Regions from separate parts of the Homo sapiens genome. Here region 1 is linked to region 2. Evidence: chromatin contacts called from ENCODE Hi-C data. All regions are on one chromosome and are shown on one strand. Each heading gives the region's core, a stretch centred on a gene start or an enhancer-like site at or near the end of the contact. The rest is flanking DNA. Distances are from core to core; before and after follow the strand shown. Region 1 holds the start of EBLN2 (endogenous Bornavirus like nucleoprotein 2). Region 2 holds the start of RYBP (RING1 and YY1 binding protein).

Region 1 (5,414 bases), core at 2,915-5,414, 620 kb after region 2:
TCTTTTATTCTGTGCCTTGTCTTTTGGTAGAACAGTTTTCTCACTTTTAGGTTTGGATTCGATTTTAGGTTTGAGACAAAAGATTGATTCTTGGACTCTCAAATTTATCTAAAAACATTTGTTCTCATATGAATAACATGCACTTTAAGCACTTTCAGAATTTTTTGCACATCTTATACTTTGAACATAAGAATAGTATTGACACAAAGAATATGAGAACCAAATGTAGTTTATCCAGTTAGAAAATAAACAACTATAATTTTGTAAAATACGTGTGGTACAATGGAAAGGACATGAGATTTGAAGTTAGAGAGACTGAGTTTGAGTCCTGGCATTTTAACTCACTAACTACTATACCTTGTGGTGGAAGAAAATTCTGTATCACACTGCCTATAAAAAATGAAGACCTTTGTGAATGTTAACTATTAATTTGAGGCTTTGTAATTCTTTTCATTAAAGAGAATAAATAGATTGGTATGGCAGACACTGAAGTCTGAAGATTTGTTTGTATTTGTTAGCTGCGTTTGTCGTACCTCGTGCTCATAACTTTGCTGTTCTGTTCAGCTTGTAATTCTTATGAATGCTAATAGCTACATGAGCTCAAAACTTAAAAATATTTATAAAATGATTTTAGTTCCAACTTATATCAGTTTTGTATTTACTGTGGTCAAGGAAAAATTGAGGTATAGTGAAATTATTTGGTAAAGTTAAATAAAAGTTGTGTATATTTTAAGTTGGATTAAACTTAGATTATATATGAAATTGCAATAATGGAGCAGAACCACATTTAAAATATTTGTAGTTTTGTTTGAACATTTTAAAGAAACCTTTGAGTGCAGAAGAATACTTGAGGAAAAATACATATATTAAATAACCCCCAACTTGATTATTATTTGTGTTACCTCTCTTGTAAACTTAAAAATCAAATTATCAGGATTTAGAATTTTCTATTATATAAAAATTTTTTCCTCAGTTTTGAAGCTTTCTGTTGATTTTGGGTGTTCTAAGTTGCTTTTTTTTTAAAAAAGAATTTCTGTTGGTAAATAGTAGGTTTACATATTTATGGGGTACATGAGATATTTTGATAGAGCCATACAATGCATTATAATCACATCAGGGTAAATGGGTTATCCATCACCTCAAGCGTTTCTTTATGCTTTGTGTTACAAACAGTACACTTATACTCTTAGTTATTTTAAAATGTACGATAAATTATTGTAGTCAACCTGTTGTGCTATCAAATACTAGATCTTATTCATTCTAACTATATTTTTGTACCCGTTAACCATTCCCCCCTCCCTCCCCCCCCACCTTTATTGCTTTTTAAAGGAAGGGAGAATGGTTTTTTTGTTAAATAGAAAGGTATGCTTATTTTATTGTCTTTTTTTAAATGACTCATCCATTTATTTCCCTATTATAGCATTTTCTTTTGTAGCTTAATACATGGGTGACTAGATACAGCTTTACCTAGCAAAAGAAATAATGTTCCTCGTTTTCTTGATTATCAGTGATCTCACACTGTAAAATTATATTTTTTTGCAGTATCCCTTTTACTATTCAGCGACTATGTGAATTGTTAACAGATCCAAGGAGAAACTATACAGGAACAGACAAATTTCTCAGAGGAGTAGAAAAGGTATTTATTTTATTATTGGAATTATATTATGCTGTGGTGTAATAGCTTTTATTTTAGAAAAGAACATTGAGTAAGATCTGTTTCGGGTACCACTTCTTGAAATATGTTTTTCAGCCTACCTTGAGTTTCCCAAATTGTTTTCCAAATTGCATTCTGTTTTACAGAGAGATTTAATAGGACCGGGTAGAGGAGGGTTTGTGTGTTGGTCATTGAAGTTTGGTGAAAGCAGCTTATTATTTCTTGGAAATTCATAGTGTATATCAACTTATTAAAGGTTCTGTGAAGTTATAATTGCTATTTTAACTTTATAGAGTGTTTTATAAACTTACACATGGAATTCATTTTCTCAATTCTGGAGTTCAAAGGTACATAACTTTGGAAACTTACTGGTGCCAAGCATGTAAATGAGGTATTGAGTAGAAAGATGCAGGTCAGATTTAGAGATAAACATTAGTGTTTGTGTGTGGAGGGGGTTGAGGGAGTGTTAGAATAAGGGAAGGGTATTCTGAATAAAGGAAATGGTGTGGGCTGGGTGTGGTGGCTCATGCCTGTAATTCCAGCACTTTGGGAGGCTGAGGTGGGTGGATCACGGTCAGGAGTTCGAGACCAGGCTGGCCAACATGGTGAAACCCTGTCTCTGCAAAAAATACAAAAACTAGCCGGGCGTGGTGGTGCACGCCTGTAATCCTAGCTACCCAGGAGGCTGAGGCAGGAGAATTGCTAGAACCTGGGAGACGGAGGTTGCAGAGAGCTGAGATGGCACCATTGCACTCCAGCCTGGGCAACAAAGTGAGACTCTGTCTCAGAAAAAAAAAAAAAAAAGGAAATGGTGTGAAGAACAAAGATTCAAGGTGTTTAAGGGAATGAAAAGTAAGAAATTGACTTGTCTTGAGTGAAAAATGAAGGAAGCCCTGTGAGAACCAAGATTGGACTAATGAGTTCTAATTTTCAGTTGATGGTTGGTCCGGAAACACTCCCCTGTTCATTTAAGGATCTGGTTCAAATCCACTTTATTTTACCCTGGGAACAGGAATCAAAAACCATTACATAGTGATTTACAGTAGTTTTTGTGGCCATACTGGATTAATATATTTTGTTGATCCTCTGTACACTCAATTGAATAATATCCCCAAAGGCCAGGAAACTGAGATGGCTCATCAGTACTTACTTTTCAGCTCCAGGAGTTGTAATAATTACATTTTGGAGATTTTCAGATAAAGTAGCAATATGTTACAGTAGTCATACCAGGTGCCCTGCCTTTAAATCAGGGTTGCAGTGTTTCATAGTTGTGTGACCTTGGGCCAGTTAGTTTTCTCCTCTGTAAAATGTGGTTAATAATAGGGCTGGGAGGGGGATTAAATGCAAAACACTTACTGTGACTCATACTAAACTTTCAGTGAACACTGAATATTAGTAAAGTTATTTTTACTGGGAAGATCATAAATATATTACAAAAAAGGTTTGAGTCTCTTTCTGTGGGATATATGATGCAACACAACAAGCCGTGGATTGGGTGTTGCTTTGTAAGGAAAATCAATTACATATGTCTTAAGTACTTCAATCTCTCAACATCTTTGTTGATTCCATCTGAGCTTAGTTACTCTACTACGTATAGTGTATGATGTTACGGGTCTAGAATAACTAGATTAGGGTAAAAAATAAGTATAGGAAAAAAAAAATTAGTGGCTGAGTAGGATATTCTCTTTTGGTCCTTTGTTATTGTTTTAGTTTTTGCTGTTTCACCAGTTTTCATTTTTAACCATTTTCCTTTACTAGCAAAATTAGAATCAATGGGAATTTAACCCACCAGAGTGATTTTAGAAACAAAAATGATGAAACTTTATGTTGTAGTACTTTTCTTCATACTAAATCACTGATTTTTGTTATTGCAGAATGTGATGGTTGTTAGCTGTGTTTATCCTTCTTCAGAGTAAGTATATTTTTTCTATTTCTAGTATATTATTTACTATATTTAATCATTTTATTGCTTCTAATATATTATTCTTAAAATAGACTGAATTTATTTAATATGTAATTAAGTGTGATAACATACTTGTGAACCTACCATTCAGTCCCCAAAGTAGAATATTACTAATAACATTATCTATATGTTTTTTCCATTAAAGAGATTTGGATTAAAGAGATTGGTGATTTACTGTAATTTTAATATTGTTGGATTTACATACTGTGGTGGCACTCATTGCCCTGAGATGCCATTCTAGATGCCTTTCCAGGGTGTCTCTAGGGCATAATTCCCATGTTTGGAATAACTACTTGATGGCTTTTCTCTTTATGATGGAAAATATTTCCAGTTGTCAAGATTTAGATATAGCAAAGTAAGAATTAAATTTGGATACAATTTCTCAACCTTGGAACTATGGACATTTTGTACCAGATAATTCTGTTGTGAGTGGGTGTCCTGGGGATTATAAGAGGTTTAGCACTGTCCTTGACCTCTACCCACTTATGCCAGTAGTGTTCCCCTCTCCAAATATCTTTAGACATTGCCAAATGTCTCTTGGAGATGTGAAAGGCAGGGAGGGGAGGTTGTCCCCTGCTGAGAACCATTGGTTTAAGGTTAATCTGGCTCTGCTTTCATAGACTACTCTGTTACCCAGGCTGGAGTGCGGTGATGAGTGATCATAGCTCACTGCAGCCTTAAACTCTAGTGATCCTCCCGCCTTGGCCTTCCAAAGTGCTGAGATTACAGATGTGAACCACCACACCCAGCCCAGTCAATTTGTTTTTAGAATGTTCCCAAGAATATAGTTATGTTGCTAAATAAGATACTAAAATAATCCCATACTATATTTCTTGACAGAAAAACTATTAAAATGTATACATGATAAAAATTTCTTTTATGAAGCAAAATATGTTTTGTTTTGCTCATGAACGTGAGGTATTTTGGAAAAATGGTAAAGAAGTGCAGAGTCAAGTCATAGCGACTAATAATGGGTTATTTTCTTAAATTGTATGCTTATGTTAATTCTCACAGTCTTTTTGTTTGGGTCTGTGACAGATCTTACAAAAGATCTTTTAGACCTATGATTCTTAACAAAATTAAAGAATTAAGTCGGAACCAATTTTCCACAATGTCTCATCTAAGAAAGGACTCACAGCCCAGCAGCCCAGGAGATGACGCAATGGACAGGAGTGGGCTCCCTGACCTTCAAGGAAGATTTGAGCTATCTGGGAAAAACAGACAGTATCCACTGGATGCATTGGAACCCCAACCCAGCATTGGGGATATTAAGGACATTAAAAAAGCAGCCAAGTCTATGCTAGACCCAGCACATAAATCTCATTTCCACCCTGTGACCCCAAGTTTAGTATTCTTGTGTTTCATATTTGATGGGTTACACCAGGCATTACTGAGTGTTGGTGTGAGCAAGAGGTCTAATACTGTGGTTGGGAATGAGAACGAGGAAAGGGGTACTCCTTATGCTAGCAGATTCAAAGATATGCCTAACTTTATTGCCCTTGAGAAGTCATCAGTTCTCCGCCACTGCTGTGACCTTTTGATAGGCATTGCGGCTGGATCAAGTGATAAGATTTGCACCAGCAGTCTCCAAGTTCAGAGACGATTCAAGGCAATGATGGCATCTATTGGAAGACTTTCACATGGTGAGAGTGCTGATCTGCTAATCAGCTGCAATGCAGAATCAGCCATAGGTTGGATCAGCTCAAGACCATGGGTTGGAGAATTAATGTTCACACTTCTATTTGGAGACTTTGAATCCCCTCTACACAAGCTACGCAAGTCAAGTTAGTTGCCAAG
Region 2 (5,589 bases), core at 1,813-4,312:
TCCCTTAACAGATTCCTTAAGACCATCTCACCTTTCATTCTGCTCTATTGCTGCTCCAAAAAGAAAAAAAAGACCTCATTCTCAATCACCTTAACAATTCCACCTGCAGAACTAAAAATATCTGACGTACATGGTAATAGTGAAAAGGTGACAGGTGATTTTTTAATTCTCCTTGTCCAAAAGAAGTGGAGAAGAAGGAATCCTTCTAACTGATTCCCTAAGCCAGACCCCTGCTTCCGTACAGCCTTTATAATTGGAATTATGGTCATTCCCATACACGGCTTATCAACATTTTAACACTCCCCTCTCCTCTCTCCAATCCCTTCAGCAGCATCTTTCATATCCTACGAATTTAATAAGTGTTCTTCAGACGAATGGCAGTATTTTCCCAATCACATCAGCAATATCAATTCTACCCTCAAAGGGCAAATATAGTTCTCTATCATACTGGCCTACCACTAAGTCATAGGTGGTTTCCTTGGTTGACTGGTAGATGAAGGTGACAGTGATGAGAATGATCAAAAACTGCAAAATAACCACCGGCTAGCCAACTAGCTAGAATTGTTAAAATACATAACACCAGCTCAGAGCAATAAAATACAATTTCTGTGCCACGAAACAAATTATTCTAAAAATCACAAATATTGCCTATTACCCAGCATCCAAAACACAAGTTTTCTACTGCCATCAATCTATACCAAGTCTGATTAAAACTACACAAGATAGAAAATGTCAAGTTCATACTCAAACTTTTGAGGTACAAAAAAAATACAAGAGGGCCAAGAAAAAAACATGGCAGTAACCAGTATCACAAAGGGATTAACCAACAGTTAACACACAAGACAGGATAGGATGAAAACCTGTCAAACTCACTTCTCCACATAAAACCTGTTCATAATGTAGGAAAACCAAAACGTTATTTGCATTCCAACCAACGATGACTTCTGAATAGATCTAAAACACCAAAATATTGACAATAACCAAAATGAAACCAACTGTGGCCAGCTAAGAGTGTCATGAATGCACACAGTTTTCAGTCCTCACACCTGTTAAATCTGTATTCAAATTCTATTAAATGACATCAGAAAATTACTCGAAGACCCTTAAAGTAGACGCCTTTCCCTGTTCCTGAATAGACTCTAAAATATTTTCACTGTAAATAATTCAGTAGTTTTAACTAAGTTTCAACAGTCATCTGCGGCTCTGAAAAAACTTTAAACATACATACATACCTTTTTTAAAAGTCAACACCTTCCATGTGCTTCCGAAAAATTGATGAGTAAGGTTTTTTAAAATACATGTTAAAAGCTGAAATGCACTTCATTATGAGATAATCATTCCCAGCGATAAATCAGACATAAACTTTTGAATTTGGTTTACGTTTCTCTTCACCAGTAATGTTCTCAAGTTCTTAGGAGTTTCCTAATCATTTACTTGAACACCATCTACGGTAACACTCAAAGCAAAACCACAATAAAGAGGTTTGGCCTCTGAGGGCTTCTACATGTAAAAAACATTACTCATAAATAATATACAATCACTACTGCTTTAAATAACAAATACATTTCTAAAAACTTTCATGCCATTTGATGGAATTCCCTATTTTAGACAGCAAAACAAAATCTATGAAACTACTGATGCGTGTTTTTTACTTTAGATATATTCCATGATAATACAAAACACCGACAAAAATTTCTTAAAACAACGTATGGAGTAATATTTTTAGTTTTTGATTATTTTTATTCAAAGGTATCATCATTTAAAGAGTGCAATTCACAGAAACAATAATTAGGCCAATTAATCTCAGAGTTAGATTATTTTAGGTTGCCCAATAATCCTATTTAATCCCAAGTATAAATAAACCAATGAAACCTTAACATGACATATTCATCTAATCAAAGAACAATATCCAGTTGGAACTGTGAAGTACTACTACACAGTCACACTGAAATGTCACCAATTCAAAAATAAGTACCTGATAAAATGAGACTTTTGGCAATCAACTGTAATGTTCTAAAGGATCCACCAAAAACTCATTCTTGTCTCACACACACACCCAATGCCTGTTCATTAAATGACACCAAGAACAGTTTAACTTCAAACTCTAACGCCAATGAAACAAATTCAGACATAAATTAAAAGATGACCAAAAGACTACATGAGTCTTGACATTTTATCCAAGTATTTATGAATGTTAAATCTAAAGTAGTTAACTCGTTTTAACATCACATGCAGTTTACGACCTTCATCAAAATGAAAAGGAATTCTTTCAACATTCTTTTCATCATCACAGAGCTTTAAACACAAACTTCCACAGTCACTGCTCATTTCACCATTTTACAAAATCGTCCCCCATCACCACCCCACATAAGCTAGTCAAAGAAAAAAAAAACTGACAGCTCAGTCTCCCACAAAATGCACTTACTTTATCAAATACCGACATTTATTTTCAAGTGCAAGAAAGTAACAGACATTTGCAGCTCAAGACAGGAAAAGCACAGCCAGCCTTACTACCCCCACTAAATTTCTCAGACAAGAGAAAAGTAACTCGGGACAGGCAAATTAAAACCATTCTACACATGGCAAAAATATAAAACATCTATGTCCTACAATCCATAGCGATAGTACTGCTTCCTCTCTTCCCCAGCCAATACCAATAAGCCAATAGACACAAGTGTCAAATAAATCCAGTGTCCGTTTGAAATAAAATGAAAACCTGGAAAAATTCCCTCCCATAAATCATTTAGCGAACACAAGGCTTTTCACCCAACACTTAATACACTCAACCCAAAAACACACACAACCCACCCGCAAATACAAAAAAAGCCGTAATCAACAAGTTGGAAAAAGGGCAGAAAGTAAGGCTCACTACCCTCTCACTTAAAAAAAAAAAAAAAAAGTCCTTTAACAAAAGGTAACACAGATCTTCAAGTACCTGGTGGAGGTGCCTTTCCTCACATCGCAGATGCTGCATTTAAAGGCTTCAGCACTGTTTCTGAAGGTGCAGACGCTACAATCCCAAAACCCTTCGTCTGCGGCAGGTTTCGCTTGTCTTTTTGGCCTTCCGAGGAGTGGAGAGTGGGGGAAAAGGGAGGGAAGAGGCAGGGAGCAGGAAAACGGGGGAGAGACAGCAAAACACAGACGCGGGTGAGCCGTCGTAATTTCGCAGGAATCCAGTGCTGGAAACTTCGCTCGGGAGACCACCCACCCACCCTTTCCGGGGACTGGAAGAGAGAGCGAGGAAGGGAACCGGGCGCCCCCACTGGCACCCTGCAAGCCCCGGGCCCGGGCCGGATAGCCTCGCACACCAGGCGGTGGCGGCGGCGCCCCGGGAAGGGCCGCGGCGGGCGCAGGAAGCGGGCGGACTTGTGGACTTGAGCGTGGGGCTGGGGGGGCCGGGAGGGGAGCCGCGGGCCGGATCTGGAGGGGGCGCGCAGGGGCAGCCCGAGGCCGGCGACGGGGAGTGGGCCGGCTCCTTCCCTCTCCACTCCCAAGCTCGCGCCCTCCCTCCCTCCCCACCTGGTTAAATCCATCACAGTCTCCGGACGAGACTAGTCCCCGCCAGCGCCGCCTCCGCCGAGTGACTGACGAGGGGCGGGGCCTGGCGCCGCGCGTCACGCGCCGTGCGGCCAATGGGAGGGCGGCGGCCGGCGCCGCGAGGGCGGAGGCGGGGCGCGGGGGAAGGCGGGGCGTGGCGGACGTGGGCCGGGCGGTCGGTGTGCGTGCCCGGGAGTGTGTGCGCGCTGGGGGCGCGCGTGCCTGTCGGTGGCCCCGCGGCCCGGCGCGGCGGAGCGTGCAAGCCCGGCGGGGCGCACGTGGCCGCGCCCGGGAGCTGGCAACTGGCTTCGGGCCCCGCACGGCGCCCCGTGAGGCTGTTGCCGGGACCCCGGCCCCGAAGCCGCCCCGGGGAAGTAGTTCCACGCAGTTTGCGCGCGCCGCGGGAGCTTGCAACAGCCTCACCGCTCGCAGCGCCTCGAGGCTTGCAGTGCCCAGGGGCCGACAAGGTCCACCTTTGGACCGCGTTCCCCCGCGCCCCTCTGTTCCTCTGCCATGCGGAGCTTTGTATTTGCCTCTTCTGAAGTCCCTGCGTCCGGCCGAGACGCTGGCCCGAAGCCCCACTCCCTGTCAGGCCCCTGTCGCGGGAGGGAACAGTAGAGAAAGGGCGTGGCATAACTAAATGCCCCCAGGCCAGACTCTGAGCTTCTGCTGGCGGACTCCTCCTGGGATCCTCCTCTCCCCTAGAGTCTAAATAGGGCGTTTCCTTAGGGAAGTTGCTATTCAAATTCTGGCGACCACATGCCCGCATTAAAACCTCGTGCCTCAGCTCCTTCATCTCCAAAATGGGGCTCATCCTCCCAGGGTTGTTTTGAATATTCGGAGAAATCAGGCATGGAAGGTTCGCTGATGGATGCCTGGTATTCACGAAGGACCAAAACAAGATATTGGGTATTAGGAGCTATTATAACTGGGCCTGAATTGTGCACCATTTCCCCCGCGTTCGATTTTTGAAGTCGAGGAACAGGGTAGTGCCCTTCACTTTCTGCCCTGCTCCAAAAACGCTTGCCAAATTGACTTGAACGTGACTCAGGACCCTCTGTCCTCAGGCAGGGAGATCTGGTAGGAGGACGACCCCAGATGATAAAAGACACAGACGCGGCTGTGCTGAAGCCCCAGGTTAGGGGAGGGACGGAGTCTTAGAATGCTGCTAGGAGTTGGGGCCCGGGGGTGGGGGGATTGGAGTTAAGACAGACCCTCAGCCAGGTTTATATGCAAATATAAAATAGGTTGTTATCAGGACTGCCCCATGGAAGGGAAGCATATCAGGGCTTGCCACCAGGGAAGCTCACTGAGACTGAGCACCCAGGGAGCAGAAATTCCTAGAGATCAGTCCAGGGATCAGAAGGGAGAGAATAAAAGAGAGAATGAATGTGTCAACAATAAGTTTGATCAGCACGCAGTGTCCTCTCCAGGCAGGCGCACCCAGGAGGGCCAGGAGAAGCAACACTGTTTAGCAAGGGTCAGCAACCTCTCAAGGCCTCAATGCCACAGCTGCCTCCTTAGGGGAGGGATGAAAGAAGGAAGAGGAAGAGAGAGGGATAGCGTTCTAGGGGTAAAAGGGCCGTAGAAAGCCAAAGGGTACGTACACAAGCCATGGCCCAGTGCAGCTGCGCCATGGAGCAGCCTTGGCCTCTGGTGTCTCCCTGGCATGCTCCCAGGACTCTGCCCCTGGCATGAAGGTCGTGACAGAAACGGGGCACTAAGAAATCCTCACTGGAAGAGTGGCCTCCGGGGAGGTAGCTGGGAGCCATAGTAGTGGAAAGGAGACTTTGTTATTATTCTATACATAGAATAAAATACACAAATTTTCACACTGCAGCTTAGTGCATACATCTACACCCCTCTTTCCACCATTAGAACAATAAAACATTTTATCCTCCCAATGAGTCATCCCTCACTTAGGTAACCACAATTCCGACTTCTGTCACCAAAGATTAGTTTTGCCTGTTCTTTAAGGTCATATGCAGGGGTCATATGGTCTGTACTCTTGTGTCTGGCTGGCACCTTTCGCTCAGCATATTTGTGATATCC

What was found. A loop is a pair of places that touch in the nucleus more often than their neighbours do. Pooled maps may share reads with other maps.
Region 1: a loop to region 2 is called in a pooled map, with 2.2 times the contacts of the local background. The contact joins the promoter of EBLN2 here to the promoter of RYBP in region 2. A Hi-C loop is called at or near these places in 1 of 37 single-sample maps with no recorded cell type and 3 of 50 pooled maps.

What each region holds. Positions count from the first base shown.
Region 1 is chr3:73,057,495-73,062,908 of GRCh38, forward strand. EBLN2 (endogenous Bornavirus like nucleoprotein 2) reads left to right here and starts at 4,165. Exons shown (of 1, transcript NM_018029.4): 1 at 4,165-5,414. The coding sequence starts at 4,588. The coding sequence ends at 5,406. PPP4R2 (protein phosphatase 4 regulatory subunit 2) reads left to right here. Exons shown (of 9, transcript NM_174907.4): 4 at 1,543-1,636; 5 at 3,529-3,566.
Region 2 is chr3:72,443,561-72,449,149 of GRCh38, forward strand. It overlaps RYBP (RING1 and YY1 binding protein), which reads right to left and starts at 3,063. Exons shown (of 4, transcript NM_012234.7): 1 at 2,936-3,063. The coding sequence starts at 3,063. RefSeq lists silencers at 3,380-3,439, 3,500-3,909.